2 separate regions of the Homo sapiens genome follow, and region 1 is linked to region 2. A link is a loop called in an ENCODE intact Hi-C map of the cell type or tissue named here. Cell type or tissue: tibial artery. All regions are shown on one strand. Each heading gives the region's core, and the rest is flanking DNA. Links, peaks and the distances in the headings are about the cores only. Region 1 has its middle 41 kb from the start of ACCSL. Region 2 has its middle 13 kb from the start of C11orf96.

What was found. Peaks named below come from ENCODE experiments on the same cell type or tissue, not always from the same donor. Only the 100,000 strongest peaks of a DNase experiment are listed, where the experiment ranks them.
Region 1: it touches region 2 in a loop (12-fold over the local background); 9 of 110 quality-filtered maps call a loop at or near these places.

Annotation. Positions count from the first base shown.
Region 1 is chr11:44,002,393-44,011,280 of GRCh38, forward strand. It overlaps a transcript of ACCSL not described here. Among named protein-coding and RNA genes, the nearest start is that of ACCSL, 41 kb to the right of the region's middle. RefSeq lists enhancers at 2,483-3,344, 4,873-5,372. In tibial artery, for the core only: no CTCF peak of the experiment used is centred there; DNase peaks (open chromatin) are centred at 2,219, 2,899, 3,869, 4,579 and 4 weaker places; H3K27ac peaks cover 8,000 bases.
Region 2 is chr11:43,951,043-43,959,930 of GRCh38, forward strand. It overlaps a transcript of ACCSL not described here. Among named protein-coding and RNA genes, the nearest start is that of C11orf96, 13 kb to the left of the region's middle. RefSeq lists a silencer at 4,534-4,760. In tibial artery, for the core only: no CTCF peak of the experiment used is centred there; no DNase peak of the experiment used is centred there; H3K27ac peaks cover 2,409 bases.

The DNA.
Region 1 (8,888 bases), core at 448-8,447, 51 kb after region 2:
CTGGAAGAAGCCCCCCGCGTGGTTTCTAGGGAAAGGTTACGCTGGGAAATTCTCTCTGATGGTCGAGCACACCACTTTCCTCTGGCTTATGTTTTTAAGTCGTCTTGACACAGGATGGCCAAAGTCATCCCTGGCAACCAACTCAGGGTTTCACCACTCACTTCCCCAAGAGACCTGGCTTTGGGAAACTCCAGTGACCCTGGAGGCTGTAGCTGGGGAGATACCAGCTTACTAGGGTGGGAGGGGCACTTTGAGGCCCTAGTTGGCATCTGGAAAAGGGCAGTTTGTGAATCTGCCTTCTGTGGGTCTGAATGCTGTGTGATCTGAGGGGAGCTATTTAACCTCTCTGAGCCTCAGAATCCTTACCGGTAAAATGGGGATAGTTACCCTAGCTAGGAGTGATTTTTTGTTGTGGAGGTTAAATGAGACAATAAGCAAAAGCCCCTGGCAAGGCACCGGGTAGGGGAGCTGCTCTGTTGACGGGAATGGCTGCATGGCCTTGTCCAGGGCTGGAGGGGTCTGGATGCGGCATGGTGAGGGTGACTTTCTGGGAGTAGGGAGGGAGAAGACACCATCATGCAGGGTCACAAGGAGGCTGCAGCTGCATTCGTGATGTTTCATTGCTTAAGCGTGGTGAGGGGACATGAGTAAAGACCATTTGGTTCATCTGAAATATTTCATAATGAACATTTACAAATGTAAAATGTTATTATATTTTGCAGAAAAGTAATTGCATTAGGAGAAGCTGGTTTTTAAAAAGAATGAGGAGAAAAATTATGTTAAAAATGATAACACAATGTTCCAAGTATAAGCCAAAGCAGGTCACGGAAGTCACCTCAGAGAGGACATGGTGTTTGCAGCCACTGCCAGATTCTTCTCTCTGAATTGTTTTTTATTGTGGCCAAATGCACATAACATAAAGTTTACTATCTTAACTATTTTTAAATGTACAGTTTAGTGGCATTAAATGCATTCATAGGCCTGGCATGGTGGCTCACACCTGTAATCCCAGCACTTTGGGAGGCTGAGGTGGGTGGGTCGCTTGAGGCCAGGAGTTCAAGACCAGCCTGGCCAACATGGTGAAGCTCCAGCTCTACAAAAAGTACAAAAATTAGCTGGGTGTGGTGGTGCATGCCTGTAATCGGGAGGCTGAGGCAGGTGAATCGCTTGAACCCAGGAGGTGGAGGTTGCAGTGAGCTGAGATCGCGCCACTACACTCCAGTCTGGGCAACAGAGTGAGACTTTGTCTCAAAAAAAAAAAAAATGCATTAATTACATTGGGCAACTGTTGCCATTATTCATCTCCAAAACTCTTTTCATCCTATACAACCGAAATTCTATCCCCACTGGACAGTAACTGCCCATTCCCCTCTGACTTTTCGCACACTCTGCAGTTTCCAGCCTGGAGAGGCAGTGCAGGAGCCTGACCTGACTGCTGCCCGGGGGCTGTGGGTCTGGGCTCTGCCAGGGGCCCCTGTTACCCAGGGATAGGGGGTACCTCACTTGGAGGAACCTCACCAGGCCCTCACCCTCTGGCAGCAGCCAGTAGCAGGGAGCTGTTCCCCCAGGCCTTGGAGGTGAGCATTCCTGGGGTTGTGGCTAGAGCAGGCAGAGCAGAGCCAGACCCCTATCCTGGGGTAAGGGGTACCCAGATGCCCAGAATGAGGTATCTGGGACCCTGACTGCCTAGCAACCTGCAGCCTCTTGTTCCGTTGGTCCTGAAGTCAGGGGAGGGGCTGAGTCTGCATGTGGAAGGGGGAAACTGAGGCCAGGGGGCTCCCAGGAGTGAGTGAGGTGAAGGGGGGGGATGTGTCCCGGGCATCTAGAACCACGTGCACAGAGGCTTGGAGTAGAGAGAGCCCAGATCAGAAGGGCAGTCACGAGCTTGAGTCTGGGGAAGGACACAGAGCGGGTTTTCTGGGCCAAGTTCTTGGTGTTTGCTCACCCCCGCATACCGCCCTGGGGGACCAAGAAACTACCCAGGGACCCCCAAGAGCAAGAGGTGAGAAAAGGAGTCTCACCAGCCTGTTCCAAAATTTGAGCTCCAGTTGCTCCCTACCCGCACCCAGGGCTTCCAAGGCCAAGCTGAGCTGAGCTGAGCTGAGCTCTGGTCCCCTCCCCATAAAAGCCTGTCTGCGACTCTCAAGGGCATGTACCTAGCTGTTTTCTCCTTTCATTCTCAGCCCAGCCCCAGCCGCAGGCAGGATGGCTATCGGGAAAATGAGGCCCTAGGAATCGAGGGGGCTTGCCCAAGGTCAAGTAGTGGGTAAATGACTCCAGGGTCTTTCCCTTCCATCTGCCCGCCCTATCCTCAGAGATGCACTGAACTTTGCTCCTCAAAATGCAGTCCAAGACCAGCAGCATTGACAGCATCTGGGAGCTGGTTGGAAATGCAGAATTCTAGGCCCCTTCCTGGTCCCACGGGACCAGAATGTACATTTTAGCAAGAACCTGGTGATTTGCTAGCACTTTACAGTTGGAGAAGCACTGCTCTAGGAGTTCTTTCCCATCGAGGGGATGCAACTTCCTAGCAGGGAGAGGATACCTGCCTGGATACACTCCTAACCAAGGCCATTGGGACACTTGTAGGAGATATGTTTTTCGGAGGCCCACTGGTGGTGGTGAGGTTGGCCTTGTCTTCAGAACACCCAGCCCGGCCCACCCACCCCTTCTCCCCCGTGCCAGTCTGCCCTGTGCTTTTCGAGTCCCGGCAAGCTCACCCCCACCCTGCCATTGTACACGACAGCTGTAGAGGGGTGAGGGGAACTGTTTCAATGGCTGTCCCTCCACCCCTCGACAAGAGTCCCACTCTTTCCCTGCCCCCAGCCCCCTGCCTGGTGAGGCTGATTGTCCCATTCAGCACCCCCTCCCCGGATTGGCTGATGGGCTTTCAAACTCCTTTAGCTGCCTAATTACTGCTGATCGTGGGCTGCACGTGCAGGCTTCTGTGAATATGAGATTCTGTAATTGCTGCTGGCACACAGCCTGCCTGGGTGGGGGAGGGGAGGGTTCTGAGGACAAAGGGGTTCCACTATGGGGAGGGGAGCACTGAGGGCAGCACTAGCTTTGTTTTGCTCCTCGACTCAGGGGCTCTGGGTGGCAAATCTCTCACAGTGAGGCAGCGCTGAGGGAGGGAGTGCAGCTGAGGAGTGGGCTGTGAATTTTGAATGCACAGCGGGTTTGGGGCATTGGGTGTGTTTTCTGCCAGGCACTGTGCTCCGTGCTTTGCATATTAGGTCTCACAGGAACACCAACTCATTCTGGCTTCCCCGGACGTGCCCAGATTTTACTACTGAAAGTTTCATGTTCCCAGAACCTCCTCCCCCGCCCTCTACCCCCAGGTAAAGCTGTGCAGGTAATTACACTATCACACTACATCTAACTCTCTCAACAACTAGAGGAGATGGCGGACCTGTTATCCCCACTTTACAGATGAAGAAACCAAGGCTTACAGGCATGTAGGATTTTGTCTCCAGGGTCAAATAGCTGCTAAGTGGCAGAAGCTGGATTTGGACCCAGGTGTAAACTCCAAAGATCCGCAATGCAAGGAATCTGCCCAAAGGCCAAAGTGCAGGGGAGGGCCCAAGTTTGCAGGGTGTGTTCCCCACCCCATCTTTTCTGTGGCCTAGGCTCAAGACTCCCACCACCATGCCACCCCAGCGACCTCCAGGGTTCCAGCCTTACTCTGTAGAGACTACTTCTCCTGGATCCCAGAACTGGACCAGTCTGAAAGAACTGGGCCAGTCCCAGGAGGGGTGACTGTGTGGACCCTCCTCTGGCAGCCAGGGCCTGGCTAGACCCTTAGGGGCAGGGTGCTAGGTGGGAGGGCAAAGCTCTGGCCTTGGAGTCTGGGTGATCTGGGCCTGGACCTGCCACCAAAGTGGGACCCAGGTGGTTCAGGCTTCCTTGTGGGATGGAGGAGCTGGCTTGGATGTAGACTGAGGCCCCTTCCAGCTCTGGGTGCTAGCTGGATGCAGCTCATTTGAGTGGCTGAGAGCCAGTGTGCATGGCTTTGCAGCTCCTTGCTGACTGCGTGACTTTGGGTAAGGTACCCAACTTCTGGAAGATGCTTAAGGGGGAATAATGATGCTACTCACCTCTTTGAGATTTTTTTTTTTTTTTTTTTTTTTTGAGGCAGAGTCTCGCTCTGTTACCCAGGCTGGAGTGCAGTGGTGCAATCTCGGCTTACTGCAGCCTCCATCTCCTGGGTTCAAATGATTCTCCTGCCTCAGCCTCCTGAGTAGCTGGGATTAGAGACACGCACCATCACATCTGGCTAATTTTTGTATTTTTGTAGAGATGGGGTTTCATCATGTTGGCCCGGCTGGTCTCGAACTCCTGACCTCAAGTGATCTGCCTGCCTTGGCCTCTCAAAGTGCTGGGAATACAGGCATTAGCTACCACACCCAGACCTCTTTAAGATCTTAAAGGGACAATCTGTGGAAAGCTTTCAGCATGATGCCTGGCAGGAAGTAATAGCTAGTTGTTGATATTGTTGTTATTATTTTTAGCGATGTTCTCCTCCCCGCGGTTGGACATTCAAGCTAACCTCTCCCCACTGGCCCTTGACCCTAGACGAGCGTCAAGAATCCTCGTAGGCCTAGCTGACGTTTGAGCCAATGAGAGCTCAGAGGAGAGACCAACACTACCCCCGGGGGCCAAAAATAGAGATAAAGCTGACTCCAAAGTTAGGCTTGGCGGGACAATTTTGCCCATACAAGGCCAGAGTCTGTACCACCTGGCAGGCCCTAGGGCCAGGGAGCTGCAGGGCAGACTGCCTCAGGCCTGCTCTGGTTTTTGCCAGATCTGCCCAGGGAGGCCCCGGGAATGTCACAGGCTCCTTCTGTCTCAGATGGATGACTCTCTGGGGACTGAATTTTATTTGAAATCAGTTTGAGACAGAAGTGCCCCCCAGCTTCGGGCCCCCTTCCCAGCCAGACATTCCAGAGCCTGGGCGAGAAAGAAGCCCCAAGGCCCGAGATTGTTCAGAGGCCCCACTTGGATGTGGAATCCGAAGCCATTGCTTCTGGGAAGCATCTGTGCAAAAGCTGGGGGACTCCAAGAGCCCCCATAGAAACAGACCTCTAGGCCACTGTGCAGTGATGAACCACCTAAGCCCTCTTCTCTGTCCCAGGATGATGCTCGCTCCTCAAACCACATCCCTGTTGTCTCATAGAGACAAGGCCTTGGGTCAGTCCAAGCAAAGGCACCTAAGTATAGCAGGAAAGGCAGCACTTGAACCTTTCCTCTGCCTCTCAGGCTCTATATGTGTGACCTTGGGCTGGGCACTCAACTTCTCTGAGCCCCAGAGCGCCTCAGGGAGGCTCCTCCTCTGGAAAATAAGGATGATTATGTATGCCCTTGCTGGTTTGTGGTGTAGATTACATGAGACAACGGAAGGATGAAATGACCAAGCTCAGGGCTGGCACACAGTAGGTGCTCTGTACATGCTCACTTTTATCCCTTTGGTTATAAGACAGTGTTGGGGGTGGTTTGGATGGTGCAGTGAGACCCGTCTCGACTCCTAAAACAGCACACAGGGTGCAGCTCTCCCTCAAGGTGGCTCAGGCACTGGAGTGCAGGAAGAGGGTTCTTGCTTTAGACAGGGTCCATCTCTTCCAGTGTGCACACTGGTCTAGCCTGGTGTGGGGATGTGGCAGCTGATTCTCCAGTTCAATATCCAGGCTTCTGTGTCATTGTCCCCATCAACCTGGACATGCCAATACTTCAGTGCCCAGAGGGCATCTCAGAAGTAATTTTCATTCCCCAGGATGATTCACCTTCTAAGGCTGCCTCTTGCCCCAGGCCACAAGCAGATGCTCAGAGATGGCTTTTGGTGGTGGTGGTGATGCAGGGGCTGGGGAGGCCCTGACCACTGCAAAAATGTGACAGTTTTTCCCTGGGATGCGACCAAATTGCAGAAAGCTAAGAGAGGTGACATATCAGCTGTGGGCAGCGTGGTCCGGGGCTGGTGCCTGGACTGCAGGAGTCTCTGCTCACTGGGTAGTTTATCTCTCCGGGACCTCCCAGGGCTCTCAGGGCAAAAAGCAATGTCAGGAGACCTGGTCTGCCCCACAGGGGCTGTCCTTCTTCTGTCGTTGTGAACAGGACTCATCCAAATCTCATTTTCCTAATCTGTAAAAGGGGATTGATAGAGACAGTAAGCATAGTGGTTAAGAAGATGGCTTGGGACCGGCTGTATGACCGCGAAGCATAGTCTTTCTATATATGAACTGTGTCAACCTGGGCAAGTTATTTTGCCTCTTTGGGCCTCAGGTTCCTCTTCACTGCAGCGATGATAACACCTGTCTCATAGATTTGCCACTTTAAACAATCTGAGGCACCTAGTGACATGTGCTGAACACCTACCAAGGGCCAGGCACTGCCTGAGCACATCACCTGCATCAGGTAATGTCATCTCCTGACAACTCTCAGAAGTAGGTGTTTGTATTAAACCCTGTTTACAGATAAGAAAACTGAGGTCCAAGGTCATATCACTGGTAAATGTCAGAGCCTGTGATCCCAGCACTTTGGGAGGCCAAGGTGTGCAGATCATCTGAGGCCAGGAGTTTGAGACCAGCCTGGGCAACATGGCGAGACCCTGTCTCTACTGAAAATACAAAAAATTAGCCAGGCATGGTGGCATGTAAATGTGGTCCCAGCTACCCGGGACGCTGAGGTGGGAGAATCACTTGAGTCTGGGAGGTCGAGGGTGCAGTGAGCTGTGATCATGGCACTGCATTCCAGCCTGGGTGACAGCGGGAGACCCTGTCTCAAAACAAACAAACAAAATTTAATACAATGCCTAGTGCTCCATAAATGGAAGCTACCATTATTGAACAGGATAGGAGCGATTGCGGTATCAGGGTTCCCAGGCCTTTGCTTCTCCCAGCTGCTAAAAAGGATTTGTTGTGACTCAGTTTCTCCCCTTCTCTACCCACACAGGAGGGTTCTACTGTTGCCAGGTCAGTTCCTTGGGCCTAGCCTAGGATTTGTAGAAGGATTAGCAGAGTTGGAAGAGAAATGCCAGAGAGCACAGAGTCTGAAACAAAACTGGGGAGAAGAAAAAGCTGCATATAAAAAGTGCTCAGGGCCGGGCGCAGTGGCTCACGCCCATAATCCCAACACTTTGAGAGGCCAAGATAGGAGGATGGCTTGAACCCAGGAGTTTGAGACCAGCCTCGGCGACATAGTGAGACCCTGTCTCTACTAAAAATAAAAAATTTGCTGGGCATGGTGGTGTGCACCTGTGGTCCCAGCTACTTGGGAGGCTGAGTCAGGAGGATCGCTTGAGCCCAGGAGGTTGAAGCTGCAGTGAGCCGTGATCGCACCACTGCACTCTAGCCTGGGTGACAGGGCAGGACCCTGTCTCAAGTAAGTAAATAAATAAAATAATATCAAATAGAATGAGAACCAATTGTGCATCTTGGAATCAAAGGACTCTGGCTGCCCATAGAAAAGGCTTCCTTGTTACTCTGAATGGACAAGTTGCCATCCCAAGCCCCAGTCCTCTTCTTACTCTGCTTCTCCTGGGGATAAAGTCTTCTCTCTTATTAATGATGGTAAATGTGAGACCAGAGATGCCTGCTCAAAACAACTGCTTGGTGTTGGAAGAACTAGGCTAAGAGGACTGACATCTAAATGAGAGATAAAAACGTCACCTCTCAGCTGTGTGCAATGGCTCATGCCTGTAATCCCAGCATTTTGGGAGGCCAAGGTGGGGGGATCACCTGAGGTCAGGAGTTTGAGACCAGCCTGACCAACATGGAGAAACCCCGTCTCTACTAAAAATACAAAATTAGCCAGGCATGGTGGCACATGCCTGTAATCCCAGCTACTCGGGAGGCTGAGGCAGGAGAATTGCTTGAATCTGGGAGGCGGAGGTTGCAGTGAGCCGAGATCGCACCATTGCACTCCAGCCTGGTGACAAGAGCGAAACTCTGTCTCAAAAAAAAATCGTCTCCTTCATATAGGCAACAAATATTTACTGAACACTTACTATGTACAGGCATTACTCTAGGTGCTGGAGATAGAGGGACAAATATCCCTGAAATAAAGTGGGCATATGGTCCAAGTTAATGCAGGTTTTTCAGAGGGGACTTATATGACTGGCAAAACTTGAATTGACCCCTCTCATGCCCAAGTGGATAACATGGAAGAAAAAAATCTCCCCTCTCTCTTGAGCTCTTTCTGCTAAGTGGTTTTGCTATGTTCACATTTTCCCACTGGCAGTGCCCTGAAGTCTCCAATCCCAGGTAGTCAAAACTCTGAAATGGAATTGTACATGGTCTGGTGCTGATAGCTAGAAGCAACTGATTTACTTCGTTCTCCAAACTCAAAACCCTTTCCTGGGCCTCCTGAGAAGTTGTCTGGTCTGGAAAATGGCAAAGAAAATTGAGAAATGGAAGCAGGAGCAACAAGTGTGTATAACTGAGTCGGGTCTTGCTGATGTGAGAGCTAGGATTGAGGAATTTGCACTCTATTTTAGCAAGAATTTGTAAACATCTTGTAAGTTACCCCTATACTTAGTCAGTGAGGGTGACTCAAGTTAGGCAAATTGCATGATGGAAAAGCTGGGACATAAAAGTCCAAATAAGTTAAAATATTGCATTGCATTTAGAGCCTGTAACCTGGGGCGCTTCCAATATTTCCAGCCTTTGGAAAAGATTTCACCATGAGCCAGAAACCCAAGAGCGTACATCTGTCTCTCCTCGCCCCACTGGGAGTTTAGTTCCTAAGGGTGTCTCAGATCTGTGTATGTCTCCCATCTCCCCTGCTACCTGTTCAGTCCATGCTACCTTCATTTCCCACCTGGACATCTGCTCAACAGGTACATCCTCCCTGACCTCCACCTCCCAACCCCCAGCCAGTGAGGCCAGAAACCCCCA
Region 2 (8,888 bases), core at 343-8,342:
GGTAAAAACCATTTTTATGACATTGTGGAAAAGCAATCCTGAGTCAACCAAGCCCATAGCACTAAGAAGTGGTTGGAAAGAGCTAGAATATTAATATGCATTGGCTGCTCTTTGTGGCTTTTAGCAAATTATTCCAAGAAAGTCAGGAGAGATAGAAAGTCATAGAGAGAACCTAGAAACCTGGGGCCTTACAGAAGCAAAAGCCACCTGCCTTTATAATCCAAAGAGTGGGAGTTCTGTTGTTGCTTAGCCTTTCTCCAAGGCCACCCAAGGAGCCCAGTGAAAGCTCCAGCCCTGGAGCCAGGCTAGATGAATGGTGTTATCTTCCCACTCCAATCTATTGTTTTAGAATAGCCCCAAGGTAGCTGGGAATTAAAATGGGCCAGCTGGGCCAGAGCAGGAAACAAAGTAATAAAGCAGGCTCCAGACCTCTGGGGAGAAGACATCTTTGGATGTGGTTATTGGCACCTGGAACTGTCCGGAAGCACAAAGACCAGAAGCCTTTTAAGTATTTGAGGGAATTTGATTGCCAAGAAAACCAGGAATAGCAATGAATGATTATGATGGTTTGACCCCCCAAAGCAACCCCCAAAGAGGCCAGATCTTTTTTAAAAAATGCGTAATATGTAGTATGTAATGTAGAAGCTGTAACAGGGGTTGTTATTAAATTACATTGTAGGGCTGGATGCAGTAGCTCCCGCTTGTAATCCCACCCTGGGAGGCCGAGTCAGGTGGATCACTTGAGGTCAGGAGTTCGAGACCAGCCTGGCCAACATGGTGAAGCCCTGTCTCTACTAAAAATACAAACATTAGCCAGGCATGTTGGCGCATGCCTGTAATCCCAGCTACTCGGGAGACTGAGGCAGGAGAATCACTTGAATCCTGGAGGTAGAGGTTATAGTGAGCTGAGATCGTGCCTCTGCACTCCAGCCTGGGCAACAGGGTAACAGTCAGCTTCAGAAAAAGAAAAAAAAAAGTACATTGTAGATTGTACATATTTATCTTATATAGGTATCTTTTTTTTTTTTTCTTTCCAACTTTTATTTTAGGTTGGGGATATATGTGCAGGTTTCTTACGTGGGTAAATTGCGTGTCTCAGGGGTTTGGTGTACAGATTATTTAGTCACTCAGATAATCAGCATAGTACTGATGGATAGTTTTTTTCATCCTTACTCTCCTCCCACCCTCCACCTTCAAGTAGGTTCCTGTGTCTGTCGTTCCTTTCTTTGTGTTCATGTGTACTCAATGTTTAGTGCTCGCTTATAAGTGAGAACGTGCAGTATTTGGTTTTCTGTTCCCGTGTCAACTTAAGGGAGGAGACCACCCCTCATATTGTCTTATTCCCAATTTCTGCCTCCAAAGAAAGAAGTAAAAACTAAAAGGCAGAAATGAAATCCACAGGCAGGCAGCCCGGTGCTGCACCCTGGGTCTGGTTAAATATCGTCCCCTGACCTAACCAGTTATGTTATCTATAGATTCCAGACATTGTATGGAAAAGCATTGTGAAACTCCCTGTCCTGTTCTGTTCCATTCTGATTACTGGTGCATGCAGCCCCCAGTCACATACCGCCTGCTTGCTCAATTGATCATGACCCTCTCACGCGGACCCTCTTAGAGTTGTAAGCCCTTAAAAGGGACAGGAATTATTCACTCAGCTCACTTTTTGGAGGCATGAGTCTTGCTGAAGCTCCCGGCCAAATAAAGCCCTTCCTTCTTTAACTCGGTGTCTGAGGGGTTTTGTTTGCGGCCTGTCCTGCTACAAGCTCACTTAAGATAAGAGGCCAGAGCATTTAATAGTCACTTTGCTGCAGATGTGGCCACACAGGATGATGGGAAAAGGAGGATCTCCCAGAACCGGGTTGGCCATATTTGCCAACTGAGGAACCTCCTCTGCCAGAGCGAGGTCCTCATCGTTGCTGCCAGGAGGATCTGCCTGTTGCTATGCACAGTGACTGCTGAGTGTTTCCATTGTTTACTTTTCCAGATGGACATTTTTATTGTGGTTTTCCTATCCCTGTCTGTCAGAGGCATTTGAACCAGAGCGACTCCATCTTGAACAGAGGCTGGGTAAAATAAGGCTGAGACCTACTGGGCTGCATTCCCAGGAGATCAGGCATTCTTTGTTACAGGATGAGAGGAGGCTGGCACAAGTGCAGGTCACACAGACCTTGCTGATAAAAGGATGAGATATGCCAGGTGTGGTGGCTCACACCTGTAATCCCAGCACTTTGGGATGCCAAGGTGGATGGATCATGAGGTCAGGAGTTTGAGACCAGCCTGGCCAAAGAGACCAGCATGGTGAAACCCCATCTCTACTAAAAATACAAAAATTGGCCAGGCGTGTGGTGGGTGCCTGTAATCCCAGCTACTTGGGAGGCTGAGCCAGGAGGATTGCTTGAACCCAGGAGGCGGAGGTTGCAGTGAGCCAAGATCACACCATTGCACTCCAGCCTGAGTGACAGAGCGAGACTCTGACTCAAAAAAAAAAAAAAAAAAAAGGATGAGGTAAAAAGCCGGCCAAAACCTACCAAAACCAAGATGGTGATGAAAGTGACCTCTGGGTGTCCTCACTGTTCATTATATGCTAATTTTAATGCATTAGCATGCTAAAAGTCACTCCCCTCAGCGCCACAACAGTTTACAAATGCCATGGCCATGTCAGGAAGTTCACCTATATGATGTAAAAGGGGAGAAGCCCTGAACTCTGAGAATTGCCCACTCCTTTCCCAGAAAATTGATGACTAATTCACCCCTTGTTTAGCATATAATCGAAAAATAACCATACAAACCATAGGTCGCTCTGCCTATGGTGTAGCCGTTCCCTATTCCTTTACTTTCTTAATAAACTTGCTTTCACTTTACACTATGGACTCGCCCCAAATTCTTTCTTGTGAGAGATCCAAGCACCCTCTCTTGGGGTCTGGATTGGGACCCCTTTTCGGTAACCTGTCCACAGCTGTATTGGGATGTGCAAGGTGACGGGAAGGGGTGGTGGGAACAGGTGACTTGTCGTGCAGTTTCTATGTCACGGGACCATGAGGAGCCACATGTGGCTCTGGAGAGGACTTTCACTCTCTGATATCCTGTGCTTTGACCTGGAATTGTAAGTAGATGGGATTGGGGGTTGACTTCCTTGGAGATGAGCAAATGTGTTTTGTTATGGGATGAAGTATCATACCGAAGCGGCCTCATTGTTTGGAGTGATACCTGAGGTTTGTTGTCTCACGCCGAGGAAATCAAGGACACAGACACACAAGGAGTGAGGTTGAGAGCGGAGGTTTAATAGGCAAAAGAAAGAGAAGAGCTTTCTCCTGCAGAGAGAGGGGTCCCAAGCGGGTTTTCTGGTCTGCAGCAAAATGGGGGCGGGGTTATAGATGAGCTTGAGGAGGCGGTGTCTGATTTATATAAGGCACAAAAGATTGGTCAGACCAGGTGTGCCATTTGCATAGAGCGAGAAAATCTGGCCTCCCTTACCCTAATCTTTTATTATGCAGATGGGTTCTCTACCTGGCTGGTGCCATGTTGGCTGTTTCTTTTCTTTCTTTCTTTTTTTTTTTTTGAGGTGGAATTTTGCTCTTGTTGCCCAGGCTGGAGTGCAATGGTGCTATCTCGGCTCACTGCAACCTCCGCCTTTCAGGTTCAAGTGATTCTCCTGCCTCAGCCTCCTGAGTAGCTAGGATTACAGGCATGCGCCACCACACCCGGCTAATTTTGTATTTTTTAGTAGAGACGGGGTTTCTCCACGTTGGTCAGGCTGGTCTCGAACTCTCCATCTCAAGTGATCCACCTGCCTCAGCCTCCCAAAGTGCTGGAATTACAGGCGTGAGCCACCGTGCCCGGCCCTGTATCTTTACTGTACATGTGGTGACAAAGAAAAGGAAAGAGGGAGCCTCCAGCTGCCGGCATTCACCTGTGCAAGCTTCCAGCTTGCTTATCTGCAGCTTGATTTTTCAGATTGCTCTTTGTTAGGAAAGAAATGATTTTGGGGGCTGCTTTTGTTAAAAGGGAAATTCTGCTGAGAACTCTGTTGCTCTTACTATCTGCCTAAATAATTTCTTTCTGTCTCCTGTATCAACATAAATAGCTGGTAGCGAGTCAGGTGACTACAGTGAAGACTGCTAATGGTCCACAAAAGTCAATTTTCTGCACCTCCCTTGGCACAAAGCTAGACTAAACCCCTCAGCCTCCTTCCTTTGCAACCAGCGTGGTCATGGACTGTCTTATTCCATTTGTGCTCCTATAACTAAATACCCTAGACTAGTAATTTATAAAGAGCAGAAATTTATTTCTTACCATTCTGGAGTCTGGGAAGTCTAAAGTCAAAGTGGCTGCAGGATTGGTGTGACAACTGTTACCACCCAGTGGGATCTTCCTGACCACTGCACAGACGAGACCAATTCAGAGATCACAGCCTGATAAAGAGTTTAATTGATATGAGGCTGGCCACACCACGTGGAAGATGGAGTTATTACTCAAACCAATCTCCCTGAAAATCTGGAAGCTAGGGTTTTCTAAGGATAGTTGGGTGGGCCACGGAGTCTACTTCTGGTTGGGGCCACAGGACTGGTGGGTGGGGTTCAGTGGGTCTGGGTGAAGGTGAGTCGGGTGGAGCTACTGGTCATCAGAAATGCAAAAACTTGAAAAGACATCTCAAAAGGCCAATCTTTGGTTTTACAATAGTGACATTATCTGCAGGAGTAATTGGGGGAGTTGCAAATCTTGTTACCTCTGGAATAATGGCTGACAATTTTTTATGTCTACACCTTAGCACAATTCAAGCTCCTCTTCCTCCTAGCCTGGTGGGCTTTCATTAGCCTTAGTCATTGCTGAGCTGAGGCCAAGCTAACTCCCAAAATTAGCTTGGCCTCGGCTCAGGAATGACTAAGGGCAGTCTGGAGGTTAAAGGTGGTAAAAGAAAAACTTCAGCTGAATTAAATTTAAAGGAGTTTAATTGAGCAATGAATGATTCATGAATTGATTGGGCAGCCTCCAGAATCACAGAAGATTCAGAGACTCCTGTGCAGCCACATGATGAAAGAAGATTTATAGAAAAAAAAAAAAAAAAGGAAATGAGGTACAGAAATCGGAAGTGAGGTACAGAAACAACTGGAGTCTTTACAGCTCAGCGTTTGCCTTATTTGAACACAGTTCGAACAGTTGGCTACAAACAGTTGGCTACGTTTGGCCAAAACTCAGTGATTTGCACAGGTGTGGGCTACGGTTGGTTTACACCTCCACTTGCTATAGTTCACAATGTACAGAAAAACCTTTAGGCTGAACTTAAATATGTAAGGAGGCTGCTTTAGGCTAAACTTGATTAACAAAGGCAAGAGGGGGTTGATTAGATCAGGTCTCTTTCTGTCATAATTTTCTCACTGCTACAATTTTTTTTTTTGAGATGGAGTCTCGCTCTGTTGCCCAGGCTGGGGTGCAATGGCATGATCTCAGCTCACTGCAACCTCAGCCTCCTGGGTTCAAGTGATTCTCCTGCCTCAGCCTCCCTAGTAGCTGGGACTATAGGCACGTGCCACCACACCCGGCTAATTTTTTGTATTTTCAGTAGAGACAGGGCTTCACTGTGTTAGCCAGGCTGGTCTCAATCTCCTGACCTTGTGATCTGCCCACCTTGGCCTCCCAAAGTGTTGGGATTACAGGTGTGAGCCACTGCACCCAGCCTACAATTTTTGTAAAGGTGGTTTCACAACCAAAATGAGTGACTGAGACAATTGACTGTTTCAATCAATTGAGGTTTATTGAGCCAGCTTGAGGGCATGCCTGGGAAAAATGCGAGTCACAGATGCATCTGTGGCTGTTTTTTTCCCAAAGAGCCTCCCAGGTGGTTTAGTATTTATACATTTTTCTTAAAAGAGGGGTGGGGCACAGCAGTGAGGTGAATGGTTTCCTACATGTGAGACTTAGTGCCCAGTGAATCTATATTTTACATAAGATAAGGTGAAGGTTTGAAGAAAAACGGGATAGAGGCAGCAGAACATCTCAGGGAGGGCGAAGGAACAATCCATCTTGTAAACCAAAAAGTATCTGAGATAGGTCTTGATGAATTTAGAGGTTTACTTTTGCCAAGGTTAAGGACCATGGCCATTGATACAGCCTCAGGAGAGCCTGAGAACATGTCTCCAAGGTGGTTGGGTTACAGCTTGGCTTTATACATTTTAGGGAGACAGAAGTTACAAGCAAAAACATAAATCAATGCATGGAAAGTATCCATTAGTTCAGTCCAGAAAGTTAGGATATCTCAAAGTGGGGTGGGGTGGGAGGAGGGGGGTTCCAGGTCACAGGTGGATTCAAAGATTTCCTGATTGGTAATTGGTTAAAAGAGTTAAGCTTTGCCTGAAGAGTCTGAAGTCAATATAAAGAAATGCTTAAGATAGGGGTTGTGGAAGCCAAGGTGCTTATGATGTAGATGAATCCTCTAGGTAGCAGGCTTCAGAGGGAATAGATGGTAAATGCCTCTTATCAGACCTTAAAAGGCGTCAGACTCTCTGGAAAAGACCTAGGAAGGGAAGGAGATTCTCTATAGATGCAAATTTCCACAACATCAGACAGTTTGCAGGGCCATTTCAAAATATGACAAAGAACTATATTTTGGAATAAAATACTTTGATTTCCTTCAGGCCCTGCTCTCTGTCATGTGATTCTATACCAGAGTCAGGTTGGAATTTGGTATCTTACTGCTACAAAGAGTGTTTTGTCAGTCTTATGATCTGTTTTCATGTTAATGCTGGTCAGTTGTGCCTAAGCTCCAAAGGGAGGGGGTGTAACAAGGCATGTGTGACCGCCCCCCCAACAACTTCCCGTCATGGCCGGAACTAGTTTTTCAGGTTTCTTTGGAATCCCCTTGGTCAAGCGGGGGGTCCAGTGGAAACTGCCTTTGCAAAAATCATAACTGAGAAAATTATGGCAGTAAAAGATATCAGACCTAACTGACCCATCTTGCTTCTAACCTCTGAACTGTCCTTGTTCATTCCTGGGCATAGGCCAAATTAGCTTTGGAAAGGAATTTAGTGTATAGTTTATATAATAGCCCTTCCCAAAAGGCTAAATTGTTCTTGTAAAACAAATGAAAGGCCACCAGCCACCAGGTCAAGATGAGAGGGGCTGGAATTCTAAATTTTACCAGCGATTATTCAGGAGGTCATAAGATTTGCAACTTCCCTAATTACTCTTGAAGGTAACATCACTATTGTGAACCTAAGATGGGCCTTTTGGGATGTCTTTTCAGGTTTTTCATTTCTCACAACCAGATGGCCCCACCTGGACCTGCCAACTGGTTCTATGGCCCCCACCCAGGAACTGACTCAGCAGAAGAGAACAGCTTCGACTCCCTATGAGTTCATCCTCAAGCCAACCAATCAGCACTCCTGATTCACTGGCCCCCTACCCACCAAATTATCCTGAAAGACTCTGATCCCCAAGTTTTCAGGGAGACTGATTTGAGAGGTGATAAAACTCTGGTCTCCTGCACAGCTGCCTCTGCATGAATTACTCTTTCTCTATTGCAATTCCCCTGTCTTGATAAATTGACTCTGTCTAGGCAGCAGGCAATGTGAACCCCTTGGGCAGTTACACATTCAGTCTATCGGAGGGCTTACAATTTTATTTTTGGTTTACAATCTCATCTTTGTTCTGCACCTGGGAGGATAAGCTGGTGATTGGCATCATCAGTGTGGAGTCTTTTGAAAAAGCAGGTTTCTGTTCAGCCCTTAGGGAAGAAAGTCTAAGGCAGTTTTCAACCTCCTATCCTGTCATGGCCATGAACTCAGCTTCCAGGCTTTCTCTGAGGTGCCCTTGGCCAACAGGGGGTCAACTGGGGGCTTAGAATTTTATTTGGGTTTCTCAAGTATCTGGTGAGGTCTGTTTTCTGCTTCCAAGATGGCGTCCTGTTGCTCCATCCTTTGGAGGGGATGAACACATGGCAGAAGGTAGAAGGGCAGAAAAGGGCCCAAGCTAGTTCCCTCCAGCCCTTTTATAAGGCACTAATCCATCCATGAAGGTGGAGCCCTCATGATTTAATCAATTCAATTCCCAAAGGCCTCCCCTTTTCATACCACCACAGTGGGCATTACATGTCAATGTGAATTTTGGAGAAGACACAATCAAACCACAGCACGCGCCTAGGTTCTCCCCAGTGGAATGGGCGAGCCGGCGATGCACACCACACTGGCCTAGGCCTGCAGACTGTGAGCATGTTGCTCCCATGTGCTTGTTCTTGCCAAAAGACAGAACAGGGCCATATCCATGGCCTGACGTTGACCAAGCAGGAGGAAATGCCTAGAGATCCTCATGACATTGAGCTGCCTGTGGATGTGGAATGTGGCCTCAAGATGGACTGCTAGCTGCGAGAGAAATTAACTTCTGCCTTCCTTCCAAACCAGTGCATTCCTGCTGGGTCTCTTGATTATAGCAGTTGGAATTAGCCTAACTGATGCAAAGCCATTTCCCTCAGTCTACGTCCAACCAGGAGGATGTTCCCTGTCAGCAGTGGGGGATGGGGAGTGATGCAAGAGACACAGGAAGAGTCCTGGGCTGGGACTGGGCGGTGGCAGACCCTAGCCCTGGCTCTACTCTGCCCTTGCTGTCTTGCTTTCAACAAACAATTTCCCCTCTCCTTCCCTGAGGGCCCTCCCAGCTTTAAGTCCTGGTAAACCTATCCTAGAATCCTGGCCCTCAGGGAGATTCAGGCAGGCAGGGTTTGTAGAGACCAGGCATTCAGCCTCCTTCATGCATGAATGGGGAAACAGAGGCAGAACCTTCTCTGAGACCACAGCACCCCCACCCCATTCCTCTTCCCGCACTTGGGGAGAGTCCCAGAAGCTCTGGGCTGGACTGTGGTGTGCTGAATAATTCACGCCAGACTCAAAATAACAGCC